Linked DNA regions of Homo sapiens: region 1 is linked to region 2. Evidence: chromatin loops called from intact Hi-C (ENCODE). Cell type or tissue: CD4-positive, alpha-beta T cell. All regions are shown on one strand. Each heading gives the region's core, and the rest is flanking DNA. Links, peaks and the distances in the headings are about the cores only.

Evidence for each region. Peaks named below come from ENCODE experiments on the same cell type or tissue, not always from the same donor. Only the 100,000 strongest peaks of a DNase experiment are listed, where the experiment ranks them.
Region 1: a loop joins it to region 2, with 4 times the contacts of the local background. A loop is called at or near these places in 9 of 110 quality-filtered maps.

What each region holds. Positions count from the first base shown.
Region 1 is chr6:98,948,806-98,959,037 of GRCh38, forward strand. No RefSeq gene overlaps it. Among named protein-coding and RNA genes, the nearest start is that of FBXL4, 6.0 kb to the left of the region's middle. In CD4-positive, alpha-beta T cell, for the core only: no CTCF peak of the experiment used is centred there; no DNase peak of the experiment used is centred there.
Region 2 is chr6:99,421,669-99,431,900 of GRCh38, forward strand. PNISR (PNN interacting serine and arginine rich protein) reads right to left here and starts at 3,640. Exons shown (of 12, transcript NM_032870.4): 1 at 3,547-3,640. It overlaps PNISR-AS1 (PNISR antisense RNA 1), which reads left to right and starts at 3,203. Exons shown (of 3, transcript NR_125843.1): 1 at 3,203-3,446; 2 at 3,556-3,719; 3 at 9,045-9,647. RefSeq lists enhancers at 2,941-3,461, 3,282-3,751, 3,443-4,642, 3,462-3,981, 3,982-4,502 and 3 more and a silencer at 3,118-3,298. In CD4-positive, alpha-beta T cell, for the core only: no CTCF peak of the experiment used is centred there; DNase peaks (open chromatin) are centred at 3,203, 3,733 and 4,313; H3K4me3 peaks cover 3,194 bases; H3K27ac peaks cover 2,109 bases.

The sequences.
Region 1 (10,232 bases), core at 1,308-9,307, 470 kb before region 2:
CCTGCCTCAGCCTCCTAAAGTGCTGGGATTACAGCCGTGAGCCACCGCGCCCGCCCTTGGCACTTTTTTTAGTTTGCATCATATTTATCTTGTTACAAAATATCCACTAAGATGGAAAATATTTAATAAAATGTTGAACTACACATTATTTGCTGTCTGAATGCTCCAATGAGGCAAACCAGTAAGGATATTTACTTATATATGAACAGAATCAATATATGATATGCAATATACATTGTATACAAAAAAATTAAAATTTTTATTTTCTTCAACTTTTTGATGCATAATAGCTGTACATATTTTCAGGGTATATGTGATAATTTGATTCATTTCTGTAATCAAATCAGCATAACTGGGTTACTCATCCCCTTAAATATTTATCTTTTCTTTGTGCTAGGAACATTCAAATTGTTCTCTTCTGGCTATTTTGACATGTACTATTGATAAATGTTAGCTGTAGTCACCCTACTGATCTATGGAACACCGGGTCTTATTTCTTCTAAGTGTATGTTTCTTCTAAGTGTATGTTTACCTCCCCTTGCTCCCCCATGGCCCACCCCCCCAATACTTCTCAGTCTCTGAGATCCACTTTCTGAACTCCCACATATGAGTGAGAACATGCATTATTTGCCTTTCTGTGCTTGGCTTATTTCACTCATCATAATGACCTCCAGTTCTATCCATGTTTGTTGCAAATAAAAGGATTTTGTGGAGGGTTTTATGGCTGAATAATATTCTATTGTGTATATGTACCCCATTTTCTTTATCCATTCATCTGTTGCGCGGACACTTAGGTCAATTCTAAATCTTGGCTATTGTAAATAGTGCTGCAATAAACATAGAAGTGCAGATATCTCTTTGATATATGTATTTCCTTTCTGTTGGATCTATACCCAATAGTAGAATTGCTGAATCATATAGTAGTTCTATTTTTAGTTTTTTGAAGAATCTTCAAACAGTTTTTCACAGTGGCTCTAGTAATATTCATTCCTGCCAACAGTGCACACGGGTTCCCCTTTCTCCACATTCTCACCAGTATCTTTTGTTCCTGGCTTTTTTTTTTTTTTTTTTTTTTTGATAAAAGCCATTCTCACTGGGGTGAGATATCTCATTGTTTTGATTTGCATTTATCTGATGATTAGTGATAAGGAGCATTTTTTCATATACCAGTTGGCCATTTGTATGTCTTCTTTTGAGAAATGCCTGTTCAGATCTTCTGCCCATTTTTTAATTGGATTATTTGTTTTTGTTTTTGTTTTTGTTTTTGCTTTCCTATTGAGTTGTTTGAGCTCCTTATATAAAATATTCTGGTTATTAATCCCTTGTTAAATAAATAGTTTGCAAATATTTTCTCCCATTCTGTGGGTTGTCTCTTCACTTGATTGTTTCCTTTGCTATGCAGAAGCTTTTAAGCTTGATGTTATCCCATTTGTCTATTTTCACTTTTGTTGCCTATGTGTTTCAGATCTTAACCAAAAAGATAAGATCTTGCCCAGACTTATGTCATGGAGACTTTTCCCTATGCTTTCTTCTAGAAGTTTCATAGTTTTGGGTCTTAAATTTAAGCCTTTAATCCATTTTGACTTGACTTTTCTATATGGTGAGAGATAAGGTTCTAATTTCATTTTTCTGCGTGTGGACATTAGTTTTTGCCAACACTGTTGAACAGACTGTCCTTTCTCCATTGTGTGTTCTTGGCACCTTTTGTAAAAAAAGCAATTGACCATAGATGTGTGGCTTTATTTCTGGCCTCTATATTCTGTTCCATTAGTTAATGTGTCTGTTTTTATGCCACTACCATGCTGTTTCGATTGCTATAGCTTTGTAATATATTTTGAAGTGACGTATTGTGATGACTTCAGCTTTATTCTTTTTGCTCAACATTGTTTTCTCTATCCAGGATTTTCTGTGGTTCCATACAAATTTTAGGATTTTTTTTTCTATTTCTGGGAAGAACATCATTGATATATTGTTAGAGACTGCATTGAATATGTAGATTGCTTTGGGTAGGTATGGACATTTTAACTATTCCTCCAATCCATAAACACAGAATATCTTTCCATTTTTTGCATCTTCTCTAATTTCTTTCATCAAGGTTTTATAGTTTGAGTGTACAGATCTTTCACCTCCTTGGTTAAATTTATTCCTAAGTATTTTATTTTATGGGTTGTTTTTGTAGTCATTGTAAGTGGAATTGTTTTCTTGATGTCTTTTTCAAATAGTGTGCTTTCTGTGTATAGAAATGCTACTGATTTTTGTATGTTGATTTTACATCCTGCAAACTTACTAAATTTATTATAACAGTTTTTTTTAGTAAAGTCTTTAGGTTTTTCTATATATATAAGGTCATATCATCTGCAAACAAGGACCGTTTAACTTCTATACAATTTAGATGCCTTATTTTTTTCTTACCTAACTGCTCTAGCTAGGATTGCCAGTACTATGTTGAATAGAAGTGAGAAAGCGGGCATCCTTGTCTTGTTCTGGTTCTTAGAGGAAAAGCATTCAACTTTTGTCTATTCAGTGTATTAGCTGTTGGGGACTTGTCATATATGGCCTTTATTGTACTGAAGTACATTCCTTTTATACCTAATTCATTGAGCTTTTATCAGAGAAAAATAACGAATTGTGTCAAATGTTTTTCTGTATCTATTGAAATGATCAATGTGGTTTTTGTCCTTCATTCTGTTAAAGTGATGTATCACATTTATTAATTTGCTTTATGTTGAATCATTCTTGCATGTCTGCTATGAATCCTTCTTGACCATCGTTAGTGATCTCTTTTGTTGAAGATTTTTGCATTTATATTCATCAGGGATACTGGCCTATAAGCTTTGTTTTTTTGTTGTGTCCTTGCCTGATTTTGCTATCAGGGTAATGCCTGCCCCATAGAATGACCTTGGCAGTATTTCCCCCTCTTCAGTTTTTTGGAAGAGTTTGAGAAGAATTGCAATTTGTTATTTAAATGTTTGGTAGAAGTAAAGCCATCATGTCCTGGGCTTTTCTTTAATAGGAGACCTTTTATACTAATTCAATCTGCCACTTGTTACTGATTTGTTCACATTTTCTATAGCTTCATGATTCAGTATTGGTAGGTTGTATGTGTCCAGAAATTTATCCATTTCTTCTGGGTTACCAAATTTGTTGGCATATCATTGTTCCTAATAGTTTCTTATGATCTTTATATTCCTCTGGTATCAGTTGTAATGTCTCCTTTTTTATCTCTGATTTTGTTTATTTGGGTCATTTCTCATTTTTTCTTAGTCTGGCTAATGGTTTGTCGATTTTACTTATCTTTTCAAAAAATCTAATATGATATTTTGAATGAAATCCTGGAACAGAAAAAGGACGTTAGTAGAAAAACTAGTGAAATTAGAATGAAGAGTAGAATTTATTTAATAATAACACACCAGTGCTGATTTCTTAGTTGTAATAAACATACTATTGTAACATGAGCTCTTAACAATAAGGGGAAACTAGATGAGTGATGTATGGAACTCTCTGTATTGTCATTGCAATTCTTCTGTAAATGTCAGTCTATTCACTGCAACTTTTCTGTAAATCTAAATCTATTGTAAAATTAAAACTGGATTAAAAAATAATATAATAAGTAAATAAGACTGATCTGTTTATGGTTGCTGGTGAGACTTCATTGATTTGATAAGCATCAACTCAATGCTCAAATTCAGTCTAACAGTGGTTTCTTAATCCTAGATAACTTCTAAATAAGTTTTTATTTAAGTATAAAGTATATTCAGAAAAGAATGCAAAAGATGAGTGTACATACCCTTGTATTCACCATTCAGACAAAAAAGTAGATAATCACCAGTACTCAGAAACCTCCCAGATTCTCTCCTAAATCTCTTCTCCTTACTCCTGCCCAAAGGTAACCTGAATTCTAACACCAGAGATTAATTTTCCTAAGTTTTGTCCTTTAGGTAGATGGGATCATACATTACACACTCTTTTGAGTCTGGCTTCTTTCTCACAACATTAGCTTTGTGAGGGTTATTCATGTTGTCAAGTGTAGTGATAGTTTCTTGAGTTTCTATTACATAAATATACCATAATTTATTTATCTATTCTACTCTTGATAGACATTGAGCTGTTTTTAGTTTTGATTATTGTAAGCAATGCTGCTATTAACATTCTTGTTCTTATCTTTTGGGTGCCTATCTGTTGCATTTCCCTCCATACATTTTCATCTCTTTAATGTTTAAGAGATGTGGAAGTTGGTGCTATTATTTATTTAGTTTTTTTGCTTAGCTTTGTTTGTAATGGCACTTTAAGTACTGCTTAGAAATAAAAAGTTCTTATTTAAAGAAAGGAAAAGCCTAGGGGAATGTTAGATTTCTGTGACTAGATAGAATTTTGGTCATCATTGTTCAATCTACCCTTCCTCCAACCTTTACATCTCAAGGGCCATGTTGTTGCCATGCTTTGTTTGCTGGGCAGGAGAGCCAAGTGAGGCCAAAAAAAAAAAAAAAAGGGTGATGCTTATCAGTTAGTGATGGCCCTGATTTAATGGGTGAACTAATGCCTCGTTATTAAATGGAATGTTGTTTGGAAATGAATAGCATCCCACGCTGTAACAGCACTATCACAAATAAAGAAAGTCCCAACAAGGCTTAATTGTGCATAAAGTCACCAACTCAGCAAGCTAGTTATGATCTATTCTATGTGAGCTTCAAAAGTTGCAATGTTCTACTCAGATGGGGAGGCGGGCAAAAAAAGCAGCAGGTTCAAAACTCTTCTTTGTCCCTAACTCTTGAAACACTCACCATCATCCCCTTTACTATTTTCAAGTAATTTTTCTTTATCTTAAAATAAAATGTCTACCAATTATTAACTTTCAGGATTGTAAGTATGCATGACAATGTCAGAGGGCAGAGAATCAGAACATTGCAGAGGGCCAAAAATGTCTTCACAGTAAGTCCCTTTGGTTTTCTATCATTGATTTCTAAGAAAGTTCTTCTCTCAAGTCAAGGCCTTTCAGAAAATGCAACTCCATATATTTTCTACATAACTCCACTAAAATAATTTATCCTTCTGTGAAATCTTAGGTTAACTAGTTTGCTGGAAAGTAGAGTTCAGTCAATCATATTAGTTCAAGATTTTTAATATCCCAGTGGCCAAAGAGCATGAATAGTAGCCAGTAGGACTAATTTTGTAGTCTACTTTTTTCTTTAACCTCTTATCGTCCATAAAAAGGTTCCACTTAATATTTATTAATCTAGAAATAGTCACTGTTTTTAAAAAGAAAACCATAATTTTATTGTATTTACTTATTTATTTTATTTTGTTATTTATTTAATTTTTGAATTTACTTATTTATTTATTTTTTGAGATGAAGGCTTACTCTGTCGCCCAGGCTGGAGTGCAATGGCATGATCTCAGCTTACTGCAACCTCCACCTCCCAGGTTCCAGTGATTCTCCTGTCTCAGCCTCCCGAGTAGCTGGGGTTATAGGCGTGTACCACCACACTCAGCTAATTATTTGTATTTTTAGTAGAGACAGGGTTTCACCACGTTGGCCAGGCTGGTCTCTGCCTCTGCCTCTCAAAGTCTGGGAATTACAGGCATGAGCCACCACGCCCAACCTATTTATTTATTTATTTTTGAGACAGAGTCTCGCTCTGTTGCCCAGGCTGGAGTGCAGTGGCGTGATCTCAGCTCACTGCAGCCTCTGCCTCCTGGGTTCAAGCGATTCTCATCCCTCAGCCTCCCGTGTAGCTGGGATTACAGCCGTGCACTACCACACTTCACTAATTTTTGTTTTTTCAGTAGAGACGGGGTTTCACCATGTTGGCCAGGCAGGTTTCAAACTCCTGGCCTCAAGTAATCTGCCTGCTTGGGCCTCCCAAAGTGCTGGGGTTACAGGGGTGAGCCACCACTCCCGGCCCAAAAACTAGAATTTCAAAGAAGAAGCCCAAATCCATGGAGTCCAAATTCTTTTTATTATAGATGAGGAAACTGAGGCTTGGAGAGACAAAATGAATTCCCCAAATCAGAGTGACAGAGCTGTCAATGAAATCTAGTTCTGTGACTTTAAATCCAGAAATTTGGGTTTTTTTAATGATGTCATATTTCTTTACACTTCAATAAACTTAACTAAATATGCTCCCATATTACCATAACCTTGAAGTAGCTGAATATAATAGAAGGAAAAATTGAGCTTGGAAGTAGGAAGACCTGCTATCCAGCTCTGCCATTTTAGTAGTTCTGTGATCCTAGATAAGTTGCAACTTCTCTGAGTTTTCTTGCTTTTATGAAACGTTCCTAACTCACAGGTACTGGAGAGATTTAAAAGAGATCATATATATGAAAGTACTTTGTGAGCTACAAGGTAGTATGCAAATGTGTGAATTTTATTAATATTTATTAAAACATGTGGAAGATCAGTAATTGAGCCTTTCCAACACAAAATGTCAGAATAGAACCTTCAAGTTCATTCTAGTCTAACCCTTTTAATTGTCACCGGAAGAAAGAAAAGCCTAGAAAGACTGGATGACTTACCCAAAGATTTGTGACAAGTTGCTTGCAAAGTGAAGACTTGAATGTAGGTCTCTTAACTTGCAGCTTACACTGAACAATTTCTAATATCCTTAATAAGTGAATACCAATTACAAGATTATTTAAAATAATATGATAAAACTTAAAACTGACTTTACACAGGCCTACAAGCAATATCTTGAAATATATTTAAAAAACAAAAGCCTTTCTAATTTGTTCTGTTTATGCTGTTTTGATTTGATTTGTCCCTTTTTCTGTAGCCTGGGTTATATACTCAAAAACTTAGCATTAATCAAGATTGTCAGTGGTCAGGAGTAATGCAGGAGAAATACTACCTAGAGACAAAGGACCAAAGAGCCCTCTTCCTGAGGTAACTTTACACCTACCAACAGCTAGGAAAACGAAGCTTATGGCCAGGGCCTTGGGTAAGCTCAACTGAGGCTACAATTCCTTTCCTCCCTACTTTTTCCTTTTTTAAGTGGAGTTGCTTTTGAAAGAGCTCCTGTGTATCTGTATTAGGCAGGTGCCTGTGGTCTGTTCATAGGGTGACGTGGTAATCTATAGAAAAACAAGGATTTTCTGTCCATACAGGTAACTCAAAAGCGACAAGTGATTATCTGAGAGTTTCAACATGAATGTTCCATATAATTCAAGGTCTTCAATGTCTTGCAATTATTTTGTCCTCTGTGGAAGACTTGAGGGGGCTGGATTATCCAGATAAACTCTGGATTTTTTATATACATGGATTTTTTATATACATTTTATACATGCCCTTGCACAACTGTTAATGTTCCTTCCCCATGTTAACACAAACTGTGAATTTAAAACAAAAAATGGAAGATAATGCTTTCCTGGGTTACCCATCTCCTTTGAAACATACAAAAGTGAATCCTGTTCTTGTTATTGAGCCATAAATATATTTCCCCTTATGCTTAATATTTAAGTAATATAATGTACATAGTAAATACAAATGACTCAAGAATAATTTGTGTATTTCAAAATTAAATAATTATAATAATTAATGAGACTGTATTATAAAGTTTTCCCCAAACCCAGTACCCTTCAATAATGCATTTCCTTCATCTGGCAGCCCTATATCTCTCCTGAATAATTTGTGAAAGGAAAAAGGTAATCTGATAAGAGGCTCCCTAAAAGCGCATCTTTAAATATCATCCTTTGTGATACTATAACTGTTAAGGGGTTTCTTGGTCAGATTTTTCAGTGCCTTGTTGGGAAAAATTCCTCTGTTTCAAAGTCATTTAAAAAGAAATAAAGAAAATGATTTTTAAAATATGCTTTCCCTTCTTTTCTTCTGGTTATACATTGGTAGAAGGTCTCTAGAATTTTGAGGTGCAAATGCCTTTGCCTCTTTAATGTGCTGATCAAAAATGTGACCAAGCATTAGAGAAATGCAAATCAAAACCACAATGAGATGCCATCTCATGCCAATTAGAACGGCGATCATTAAAAAGTCAAGAAACAACAGATGCTGGAGAGGGTGTGGAGAAATAGGAACACTTTTATGCTGTTGGTGGGAGTGTAAATTAGTTCAACCATTGTGGAAGACAGTGTGGCGATTCCTCAAGGATCTAGAACCAGAAATACCATTTGACCCAGCAATCCCATTACTGGGTACATAACCAAAGGATTATAAATCATTCTACTATAAAGACACATGCACAAGTATGTTTATTGCAGCACTATTCACAATAGCAAAGACTTGGAACCAACCCAAATGCCCATCAATGATAGACTGGATAAAGAAAATGTGGCACATATACACAATGGAATACTATGCAGCCATAAAAAGGATGAGTTCATGTCTTTTGCAGGGACATGGATGAAGCTGGAAACCATCATTCTCAGCAAACTGACACAGGAACAGAAAACCAAACACCACATGTTCTCATCCATAAGTGGGAGTTGAACAATAAGAACACCTAGACACAGGGAGGGGAACATCATACACTGGGGCCTGTCAGGGGGTGGGGGTGTTGGTAGGGATGGCATTAGGAGAAATAGCTAATGTAAATGACAGGCTGATGGTTGCAGCAAACCACCATGGCACATGTATACCTATGTAACAAACCTGCACGTTCTGCACATGTATCCCAGAACTTCAAGCATAATAATAAAAAAAATGTAACCAAGGATAAATAAAGCTCCTTATTATACATCATTCTCTTACTATTTTTTTCTTGCTTATCATTTCAGCCTTTAATGGTAAGAAATTTGATTGCTTTAGAGTAGCGGTCTTTTCCTCCAAAACAGATGACTCACAAAGCAAGCCACTAGGATTACAAGAGGATGATAATCCAGGAAGGGCTGCAGGCAGCATTTTTCCTTCCGCCTGGCTCCTGGCCTCTTGCCCTTTGAGAATGCCTGTGGCTGCCAGGGCAGTATAAACAAATTGGAGCTGGATCAGACAAGATTTAACGATGATCAGTGTGATAAATTCATTATGGAACCAAGCACTTTATTTACTATTTACTAAGTAGATTGCTATTCATATAGTGTTGGACCATTTTATAGGATGAGAGGTCTTGAACTAATTTCATATTTGTATGTTCTATTTCCCTAAAAATGAATATTCTTCCATAGCCATTAGTGCAGCTAGAAGGGAATCCTAATGCAATTACTTAAAAAAAAAAAAACCTCTTTAGGGGACTAACACAAGTATTTGAAACTCAGAAGAGTAGAGTTTTGAGCTACTTTCTTTGAAGGTAGCATTTTGATGGTAGGAGAGGCCATTTTTTGACAATAACAGTATTAGTATTTTATTCACTCACTAATAAGAATTTATGTTTACTTAAACTAAAAGTTAGATCTTACATATAAATTGTGTTTGGTATGATATTCTATTCCAATTTGTCTGTGCCTCCAACTGCTATCATAAGTATCTAAGCAGGCATTCTTTTACATAAAATGCCTGATAAATACCATTTGCAGTAAAAGTAATAAAAGTCCTATAGGCCACTGCTTCTCAAACTTTAATGTGCTTATGAATCTTCTGGAGATCATGTTAAAATGCAGATTCTGATTCTGGGTGGGGCCTGAGTTCTGAATTAATAACAAGCTCCCAGGTGATAACAGATGTCACTGAACCCAGAACTACCCCCTGAGTAGAAAGTTGTAGGCCATTCCACTTGCAGAATATTTTATCTGAACTACGAAGACTGACCATGAACAGGTACTAAAATTACAAAGCAATGCCTTAACTTTAGCTGGAGACATGGGCAAAGCAAATGGATAGAATCTTGTTAAATATCTGTGTTGACTCATTTGGACAGTTTTTGGATTTCCTTGGGAATGGAGAGAGGTATTCCATATTGTATTTCCATTTTACTGTAAAGGCAGGTGCAAGATAAAAACCTAGGAGGTGATGGCACAAGTGGGCATTCCTTTCATTTCAGAAGACTAAATACCTGGCCCTTCTTGCAAGCAATTGAGCAACCCAGTAACCAATATCAGCAGAATTTGGGAGACAGAATTTTGGCATTACCAAGAATACATGAGCTTCATCAGTTTAACTTTCTATATGTAAAAATTCTAAACCAGTAACGTCACGTCTCCAGCTGCTGTTGCATTTTGGCCTGCCTTTGTTTTCACCAAGTGTGAGTGCAGCACAATGCCACAGAAATGAGGGCATAAGAAAAACATCAGATTTATTATTCATAGCAACAGCTCCAAGTCCAGACAGCTCCAAAGTAAATCTGAGC
Region 2 (10,232 bases), core at 684-8,683:
TTTTACACTGTTAGCCTTCAGAACTGTGGAAGAATAAATTTCTGTTGTTTGAAATCAGCCAGTTTGTGGTAATTTGCTACAATATCCCTAGAAAACTAATACAACCAGAAATGGCCATCATCTATTTTATCCTTTTCTTAAATGTATCTATATTAGAACTTCATCGCTTTGAGGTCCTAAAACAACTTGTTTAAATGACAATCATTTATTTATTATTGAGAAATTCTCACTCTGTCGCCCAGGCTGGAATGCAGCAGTGTGATCTCGGCTTACGGCAACCTCCACCTCCCAGGTTCAAGCAATTCTCATGCCTCAGCCTCCCGAGTAGCTGGGACTACAGGTGCATGCCACCGCGCGAGGATAATGTTTGTATTTTTTAGTAGGGATGGAGTTTCACCATGTTGCCCAGGCTATCCTCAAACTTCTGGCCTCAATGATCCATCCTCCTCAGCCTCCCAAAGTGCTGGGACTACAGGCATGAGCCACCCCGTGTGGCCAAAATGACAATCATTAATATTTACAAAAGTCACTCAGAGACTGTGACAGAGATGGATGAGAATTAAAATGTGGTATTTTAAAGTCCTTGAGCATCAACTACAAAATCAAAGAGCTACAGAAACACATCTATCATTTGATGCATAGGATGAAATATTTCTCAAATCAACCACAAAGCTGAGAAGCCAGAAAATACAACAATCCTCTTCACCCCTGACATTTCAGTCTTACATGAGTTGACTGACCTCAAAGTCAAAAAAGAATTTATTTGTTTAATTCAGATTAGGTGGAAATGGCACTGGTAAAAATTAATCTTGTAATCATTCGAAATACGGAAAACAGAAATTTTGCTACTTTATGTGACATGCATTTTAGTATATACTGAAATACTTGCAGCTTGTAGCTCAAAAGACTATTTTAAAAGTGGAGGACAAGCATGGCGGCTCATGCCTGTAAACCCAGCACTTTGGCAGGCCAAGGTGGGTTCATCACTTGAGGCCAGGAATTCGAGACCAGCCTGGCCAACATGGCGAAACCTCCACTCTACTGAAAATACAGAAATTAGCTGGGCATGGTGGCATATACCTGTAGTCCCAGCTACTTAGCAGGCTGAGGCAGGAGAATCACTTGAACCCGGGAGGCAGGGGTTGCAATGAGCCAAGATTGTGCCACCACTGCACTCCGGTCTGGGAAACAGAGTGACACTCTGTCTCAAAAAAAAAAAAAAAAAAAAAAACTGGAGAATTGGAGAGTCGGTTATAAATACCCCCCCAATAATAATTTAAAAATAAATGTAGCGAGAGCGCCCAAAATGACACCCTAGTAGCAACAAGCACACCTAGGCACGAGAACTTGGTTTTAATACCATTCTTCAATAAAAGGAATCAGAGATCTTTAAAGAAATAGCTGACTCTAGGACTGCGACAGGAAATATAAAAGATGAGTCTGGGGCATGTATACTGCCAGGAAGCAATAAAGTGCTAAAAAAAAAAAAATTGATAGGAACATGTCAAAGGAGAACAGTAGACAACTCGAAGAGCTGCCAATGGCCAAAGCTGGTACAATTTGAGCAACAAAATAAAGAAGTACTGGATTATAATATAAGTTATGTAATAAACATCCACAAGCCCATAAGGATATGATAAAATAAACTAACAAATAAATGTGAGGGAAGACACAAATCTCCCACAGAGAATTCCAAATAAATTATGTAAATATTCCACCCTAACTGAGGAAGAGCACAACTGTCCATTCAGTAAGCGTGGGCTCTGCAAAGTGACTTCCTTCCAAAGAGAACAGTATAAAAAGGGGTGGGGGAAGTAACTTTACAGTGGATAAATCTAACAAACGCTACTCCAGAAGGATGATCAAGGTCAGTAATAATGTGATAAGTCACCTTGATAGTATGTATCCTTGATAGCATGTGTTGAAAAGGGCATCTTACCTCTGTGATCTTCCCCTGATATAGTCCGTAAGGCCATTTTAATCATGAGAAAATCGTCTGGCAAATTCCAATAGCAGGGCACCCTACAATATACCTGACCATACTCCTCAAAAAATGTCAAGGTCACTGTATTAGTTTGGTATGCTTGCCATAACAAAGTACCAAAGACTGGGTGGCTTAAGCAACAGAAATTTATTTCCTCACTGTTCTGGAGGCGTATAGTGTAAGCTCTATGGGGTTGATTTCATTCTAAGGCCTCTCTCCTTGGCTTGTGGATGGTTGTCTTCTCCCTATGTCTTCACATGATCATCCCTCTGTATCCTACTCTCTTCTTATAAGGACAGCAGTTATTAATATATTGGGCTAAGGTCCACCCTAGTGACCTCATCTTCTTTAAAGACCCTCTCTCCAAATACAGTCACGTTCTGGGGTACTGAGGTTAGGACTTCAAGATACGAATTTTAGAGGGGCACAAGTCAGCCCTTAACAGTCATCAAAAACTAGTTAAGCCTGAGAAACTGTCACAGCCAAGAATATACAGCCTAAGAATATACAACAACTAAATGTAATGTGATATCCTAGCTGGCATCCTGGAACAGAAAAAGGACTTTAGGTAAAATGTGAGGAAGTAGGAATAAACTATGGACCTTAGTTAATAATTTATCATTATTGGTTCATTAGTTGCAACAAATGTACCATACTAACATCTATTAATAAGAAGATAAACTGTGTGTGTAGTGGGGACGTCGTATGTGCTCAACGTAAACAAAAACTGTTCTAAAACATAAAGTCTATTAGTAAGTTAAAAAAAAAAACTCTCAAGAACATCTTTAAAGAACTGTTTTCTCTATAAGCCCTTTGCCACTTTACAAAAAAATTCCACAAGTAAAATCTTTAGTAGTCTGGTTGCTGTTGTTTTCGCCCTGCTGCACTCAAATGAGGAATTCTAAGTTTATTTTGTTTTACTTGGGGGCAGGGGGAAGTAAAAAGATGTAAAAGATTAATGTTGAATTAAAATCTTAAGCTAGAATGTTAATTTAACAACCCACAAACAAATTTGTCTAATGCTCAATTTGTTCAGATGACGATACTATCCACCACAGGGTAAAAAACTGAAATATTGGATACTACCTTTAGCGAAGCTTAACACATAATATCCATCATTGGGTAAGAACACACGAAAAACACAAACTAAGGAACTGCGCCTGCGTAGTCAGAGCCTCAAAGGGTATAAGCTCCAGGTCGCGAGCCCCCGCCTCCTCCGCCCCCATGAACCCCCTTCCCACAAGGGGGTTCCCACTGCGCACGCGCAGTGTTTAACGGCCGGTCAGGAACCCAACAATTAGTCCCTTCTCGTCCGAGAGGAAACTCTGTGAGAAGATGGGACCGTGAGCACTCTCTTTAACAAGGACATTTCCTTTTCAGCGAAAGCAGCGCTCTGATTTACCAAGTCTGGCGGACCGCAGCGCTTTAAAGGAATGAGGTTCCAGCGGTCGCGCCAAGCAGCGTACGCAGCCTATTTTAAGTTATGCTACCTTCGCCACAGAAACCAAGAACGTTGTAATGGTCCGGCAAGTGCCCACGTATAATTGTTCTCCATCACTTACCCACTCTAGTTCGGGAACACCCTTGTCGCCGCCGTTCCGGTAACACCTCTCCAACGCTTTCGATGCTTCTACTTCTTCGGGAACAAGACAAGATGGCGCCCGATTTGTCTCACCCGGAAGTAAAGAATAATAACATCCGTTTGTCATCTGAAGCCATACCATCTCTCATCCAGGTTTGTGAACACGTGATTGTGCGGATTGACATGTTTCGGCGCCATTTTTTTTGTGGGCAAAACCATCTCTACTCTGGTCAACACCGGGCAACTGAACCATTCCTGCACGTTACTTTTTAACGTAGCTGGCGCCATTCCCGACCCATCTTTATAGTGGCCAGAAAGCCAAGAACGTAAGTGTTCTACACATAGGGCGCCTTCAAATTTTTTACTTTAGCAACGTGATCTTCCTTTAAGGGGAAGTATGTTCCCTCCTAGAAACACTCCCGCCTTGGAGAAGGGGTTGAGTTCGCAACTCCACTTACAGACTACGGAGGAACCCCAGGGTCAAACCAAACCAAACCAATTCTGGCCAGTTGCTTAGCGCAGTTCAAGTTACTTAGTGCGCTGGAAGCGGCATTTCAGGCAATCCAACTTCTGGCTCGAACCTTCTCGGAGTATTCCAAGGATGGAATACTCTCACTTGAGCGCTGCCGAGGGTGCCGCTTGAGGAAAACGTGAGTTTGTGAAGGTGAGCAGTCTGGGTCGGTAGCGAAAGCGGAGACCTTAGCTGACCCCGCAGCTGTCTTTCTCTTTGTTAACCTCAACACATCGCGCCCCCTTCCGGGAACACTTGCTCTTCTCTCCTTGGCTTAACTAGTCCCGGTTTTTCATTCTTTATCCGTGACTTTTAGGGAACCGTGGGGGGGAAGTCTGGTTTCCGTCCTGCTGCTTTCCTTCAACTACAAGATGGCTTCTCAAAAGGACGCATGCAATGCCATTCCTCAAAGACAGTATGTTGATTTCACAGTGTTTTTATATGAACAACGTTCAAGTGTCAAAAGTATCAATTTCCAGGCTAGGAGCTACAAGTTAAAAGGAAAACAAAAATGTTCCAAAGATACAGTGTTTATTAGCTACATCTTGGGAAGTGCCTTTCCAGAGAGTAACATGAAAACTTCTGCGTGACAAAGTGCACGAAGTATCTGAATTATTTCATTGGGCAATTGTCGTGCAAAAGAAATAGCAAATTACCGTAGAAACAAAATAGTAAGAGCACAGCTAGATGGATAAAGATACAGATGTGAAAATATAGATGCCCTTTGCATGAAAATTCAGTTTTCCTCAGCACTAGAGACCCAGATACTCCTGAATTAGCATTATAATAAAGTCGTCACTAGCTAACCATCTGCCTTTCCTCCAATCCACGGACGTGGTCCTCAAAATAACATTTTATCTTGTGAGAAACCTTCATTAATTACACCTAACAACACCATGACGCAGGTTCATGAGGATACTACTGAAGGCAAAAGGAAATCCCTATTTCTCTGACCCTTTCCCTAATTTCCACTTAGCACAAATAAGACTACTGGACAGTCTGATTTTAAAAAATCACTGTATGGGCCGGGCTTGGTGGCTCCCGCCTGTAATCCCAGCACTTTGGGAGGCCGAGGCGGGCAGATCACTTGAGGTCAGGAGTTCAAGACCAGCCTGGCCAACATGGTGAAACCCCGTCTCTACTAAAAATACAAAAATTACCTGGGCGTGGTGGCAGGCGCCTGTAATCCTAGCTACTAGGGGGGCTGAGGCAGGAGAATTGCTTGAACTCAGGGTCAGAGGTCGCAGTGAGCCGAGATCCCTCCACTGCACTCCAGCCTGGGCAACAGAGTGAGTCTCTGTCTCAAAAGAATAAAATAAATAAAAACCACTGTATGGAGCAAAAACTAGAAGGACATATACCACATGTTATCAGTAATCTCTAATTTTGCTCTGTGATTTTGTGCATTTTCCAAGTTTTTTGCATCAGGTCTGATTTTCAAGTTTAATTCTCTGAGAAACATTCTCATCAGAGGAATGTTCTATCTTCTTAGAGAAACCTGATTGGCCTAGTGAAACTGTCATGTTCCTACTCTCTATAATCATATTGTAATTCTTTGCTTGTTTCCCTAGTAAAGGTGAGGCAATTTTCGGGTAAGGGATTTCCCCCTCACCTCTGCCCTCCAAGTGGCCAGCATCTGCTTTGCACACAGAAATTTTTACATCTGCTATATGTTTGCATTAATATGTTCAACAATGATCCTAATGTAGGCCAGTCATTTTGGAAATGCATTGTGAAGTGGAGAGGATTATTAAATACCTCACATTTTGTTCCTTGTGCCAGTTTAATGAGACACCCTCAGCAATTGCTATTTACCAGACCAGAAAATGAATTTTACAGTTCCAATTCCAGTTCCCTTTCTCTAACCACTCTGTTCTAAGAGTTCCCCGTAACATTATGATCTTATGGACACATCAGGTAAGTGTATGTATTTCAACACAGAATTTTCTAAGAATGTGTGTTGTGGTGTTAAATTTCTATGTAAGCAGCTGTCACGTGCATGATCTGCTGCAGTTTGATCATCCTGCGCCTGGATCATCAAATGCTTAGCAGCCATCATTTTACCAGTCTTATCTGACAATCTGCTGTTAATGACTAACAACCAGGGGACTTTATAGGTTAAAATTTTTATTAACTTCCTCTGTTTTCAGTGTTTAAAGTAGAAAATTTGGCCAATGTGGCTCACGCCTGTAATGCCAATACTTTGGGAGGCCAAGGAGGGTGGATCACCTGAGGCCAGGAGTCTGAGACTAGCCTGGCCACCATGGGGAAACTGCCTACAAAAAAATACAAAAATTAGCTGGGTGTGGTGGCCCAGCTACTCAGGAGGCTGATGCATGAGAATCACTTGAACCCGGGAGGTGGAAGTTGTAGTGAGCCGAGATCGTGCCACTGCATTCCAGCCTGTGCTACACAGCGAGACTCTGTCTCAATGAATGAATGAATGAATGAATGAATGAATGGAGTGAAGTAGAAAATTCTAGGGGAGGACATGTCACCTTCCATTATTACAGAAACAAATTATCCTTAAAGCAAAATGGAAATAAGCTAAGTAAGATGATATGTGGAAAATATATCGAAATAGGAACTATTGCTGTTTCTTGAGATTTGAACCTTTATAGTGTTATTAGGTGCCATATCACATCCATCTTAAAACCTAATAAAAATTTAAAGCTGTGGTATATATATACAATTGAATATTATTCAGCCTTAAAAGGGAATGAAATTCTGATACATGCTACAATATGGATAAACCTTGAAAACATGCAAGATGAAATAAACCAGACACAAAAGGACATATATTGTACAATTTCACTTATATGAAGCGCCTAGAATGGGCAAATTCACACAGATGGAGAGTAGAATAGAGGTTCCCAGGAGTTGGGAGAAGGCGGGAATGAGAAGTTACTGTTTAATGGGTACAGAGTTTCCGTTTGGGATGATGAAAGAATTCTGGAAATGTGAATGCACTTAATGACCCTAATTATACACCTAAAAATGGTTAAAGTGGTAAATTTTATGTTGTATATATTTTACCACATAATACAATGGAGGATGAAAAATATTTAAAGCTAGTATGCTACAGGCACATCATTACAAATTACAACTTTTTTTTTTTTTTTTTTTGAGATGGAGTCTCACTCTGTTGCCAGGCTGGAGTGCAGTGGCGTGATCTTGGCTCACTGCAACCTCTGCCTCCTGGGTTCAAGCGATTCTCCTGCCTCAGCCTCCCAAGTAGCTGGGACTATAGGCGCATGCCACCACGCCCCGCTAATTTTTGTATTTTTAGTAGAGAAAGAGTTTCACCATGTTGGCCAGGATGGTCTCGATCTCTTGACCTCATGATCTGCCCACTTCAGCCTCTCAAAGTGCTGGGATTACAGGTGTGAGCCACCGCACCCAGCCTACTCTTTGATTCTTAATATAGTTACTTAAGCATTTCCTAGATAGTAGTGAATCTGGCATAATGAAATACGAGGGTATAAAATAATACTTTAGTTATTTAACAATAGATCCCATTGGGCTTTATGCAGGTATTGTCCATTTAGGCCAGGTTGGAGAAAGTAAGGTAAACTTATGTTCAATGACTGCCTGTTCTTACCTAAAATCTTTTGTGATTCAAACTTGTGGGGAAAAGCAAGAGAGATCAGATTGTCACTGTGTCTGTGTAGAAAGTAGAAGACATGGGAGACTCCATTTTGTTCTGTACTAAGAAAAATTATTCTGCCTTGAGATTCTGTTAATCCATAACCTTACCCCCAACCCCGTGCTCTCTGAAACATGTGCTGTGTCAACTCAGAGTTAAATGGATTAAGGGCGGTGCAAGATGTGCTTTGTTAAACAGATGCTTGAAGGCAGCACGCTCCTTAAGAGTCATCACCACTCCCTAATCTCAAGTACCCAGGGACACAAAAACTGCGGAAGGCCGCAGGGACCTCTGCCTAGGAAAGCCAGGTATTGTCCAAGGTTTCTCCCCATGTGATAGTCTGAAATATGGCCTCGTGGGAGGGGAAAGACCTGACCGTCCCCCAGCCCGACACCCGTAAAGGGTCTGTGCTGAGGAGGATTAGTATAAGAGGAAGGCATGCCTCTTGCAGTTGAGACAAGAGGAAGGCATCTGTCTCCTGCCCGTCCCTGGGCAATGGAATGTCTCAGTATAAAACCCGATTGTACGTTCTATCTACTGAGATAGGGAAAAACCGCCTTAGGGCTGGAGGTGGGACATGTGGGCAGCAATACTGCTTTGTAAAGCATTGAGATGTTTACGTGTATGCATATCTAAAAGCACAGCACTTAATCCTTTACCTTGTCTATGATGCAAAGACCTTTGTTCACGTGTTTGTCTGCTGACCCTCTCCCCACAATTGTCTTGTGACCCTGACACATCCCCCTCTCGGAGAAACACCCACGAATGATGAATAAATACTAAGGGAACTCAGAGGCTGGCGGGATCCTCCATATGCTGAATGCTGGTTCCCCGGGTCCCCTTATTTCTTTGTCTCTGTGTCTTTTTCTTTCCTAAGTCTCTCGTCCCACCTTACGAGAAACACCCACAGGTGTGGAGGGGCAACCCACCCCTTCAAATCTATCTACAGATGAGAAGCCTACTAAAATTTTAAGAATTGTATTAAAAACACACACAAACCTTGGCTACAACAACTTGTGGCTATTCCAAATTAAGAGAAATTACAGTCCCTAGTCATCTAAGAAATGGTCTCAAAAAAGCTGTGCAACTCCCAAAGTTGGCATATATATCCCTCAGTAGCTGTTCAGATGTAGCCATGAAGATTAAAAAAAAAAAAAAAAAACAACAACAAAACTTTCCCAGAGGTTGGACTCTAGAGTCACGGAGAACAATATACAAGGGAATTCTTCCTAGGAGATAGAAAAGAACCCTAATCATGAATATACCCCATACCTAGACTTAGGGATCCTAACTGTATCTCCCATTCTTCTTCCCCATTCAGAATGTTTGTTGCAGATACAGTTCCACCACTGTACATTAAGTATGTGGAAAACAGAAGATATCCTTTTGGTTCCTGGGTCTCCAGAACAGTAGGAGCAAACATCCAAATCTGATATAGCACTTCCAGAGAGCCTGGTCTTGGAGGATAAAACTTTACCTTGATGGGACTTTTGGCCCCGGTCCCTTAAGAGTTGGGATTTGGGGTTGTACTGCAGCACAACTCAGCCTATCCTAATACATATGGGAATGCAAACATCTCAGATATTTCTTCTTGGGTGCAATTTAAAATACGTATGAAATGGCTTCAGAAGTGTCCATGAACCTTCAAAATTACATACAAGAATTAGGGAGATACATTTTTCTGGGAACATACAGATGTTAAGACTTCCCTTCTCCGTCTCTATATTGCCAGAAGAGAGGGCCCCAGAATTAAAACCCCATCCTTCCTACAACACTCAGCTTTCTCTTTCAGGAATATCAGTACTAATATCACCATGCCTTTTATCTCTAGGATATCTTCATCCCCTGTACCTTAATTTCTGCATGACTTCATAGGGAGTCCATATTGCTTGATTTTTCTCCATATCATTACCATTGACATAAATTTTCCTTACATTCTTAGAATGTGTATTTCCTCACCTTTTAGATTTCTGGCTCTTATGTTGACTGCTGTATCCCTAGTACCTACCACACAACAGGTATTCAACAAATACTTTTTTTTTTTTGAGACAGTCTCTGTCACCCAGGCTGGAGTGCAGTGGTACTATCTTGGCTCAGTGCAACCTCTGCCTCCCGGGTTCAAGCGATTCTCCTGCCTCAGCCTCCCAAGTAGCAGGGATTACAGGCCTGTGCCACCATGCCCAGCTAATTTTTGTATTTTTAGTAGAGATGGGTTTTTGTCATGTTGGCCAGGCTGGTCTCGAACTCCTGGTCTCAGGTGATTTGCCCACTTTGGCCACCCAAAGTGCTGGGATTACAGGCATGAGCCACTGTGCCTGGCCTAAAAAATACTTACTAAATGACTAAACAAATAAAAGATAGTCTCTAACTTTCATCATAATCTCAAAGAGCTTCATGATCTGGAAGAAGTTTAGACACAAATGGGTAGGCAAAGTATTTCTTAATTGCTGGTGCAAGACCTTACCCTTGTCTTAATAATTATCCTGTCTAAGTAATACACCTTTTAAGA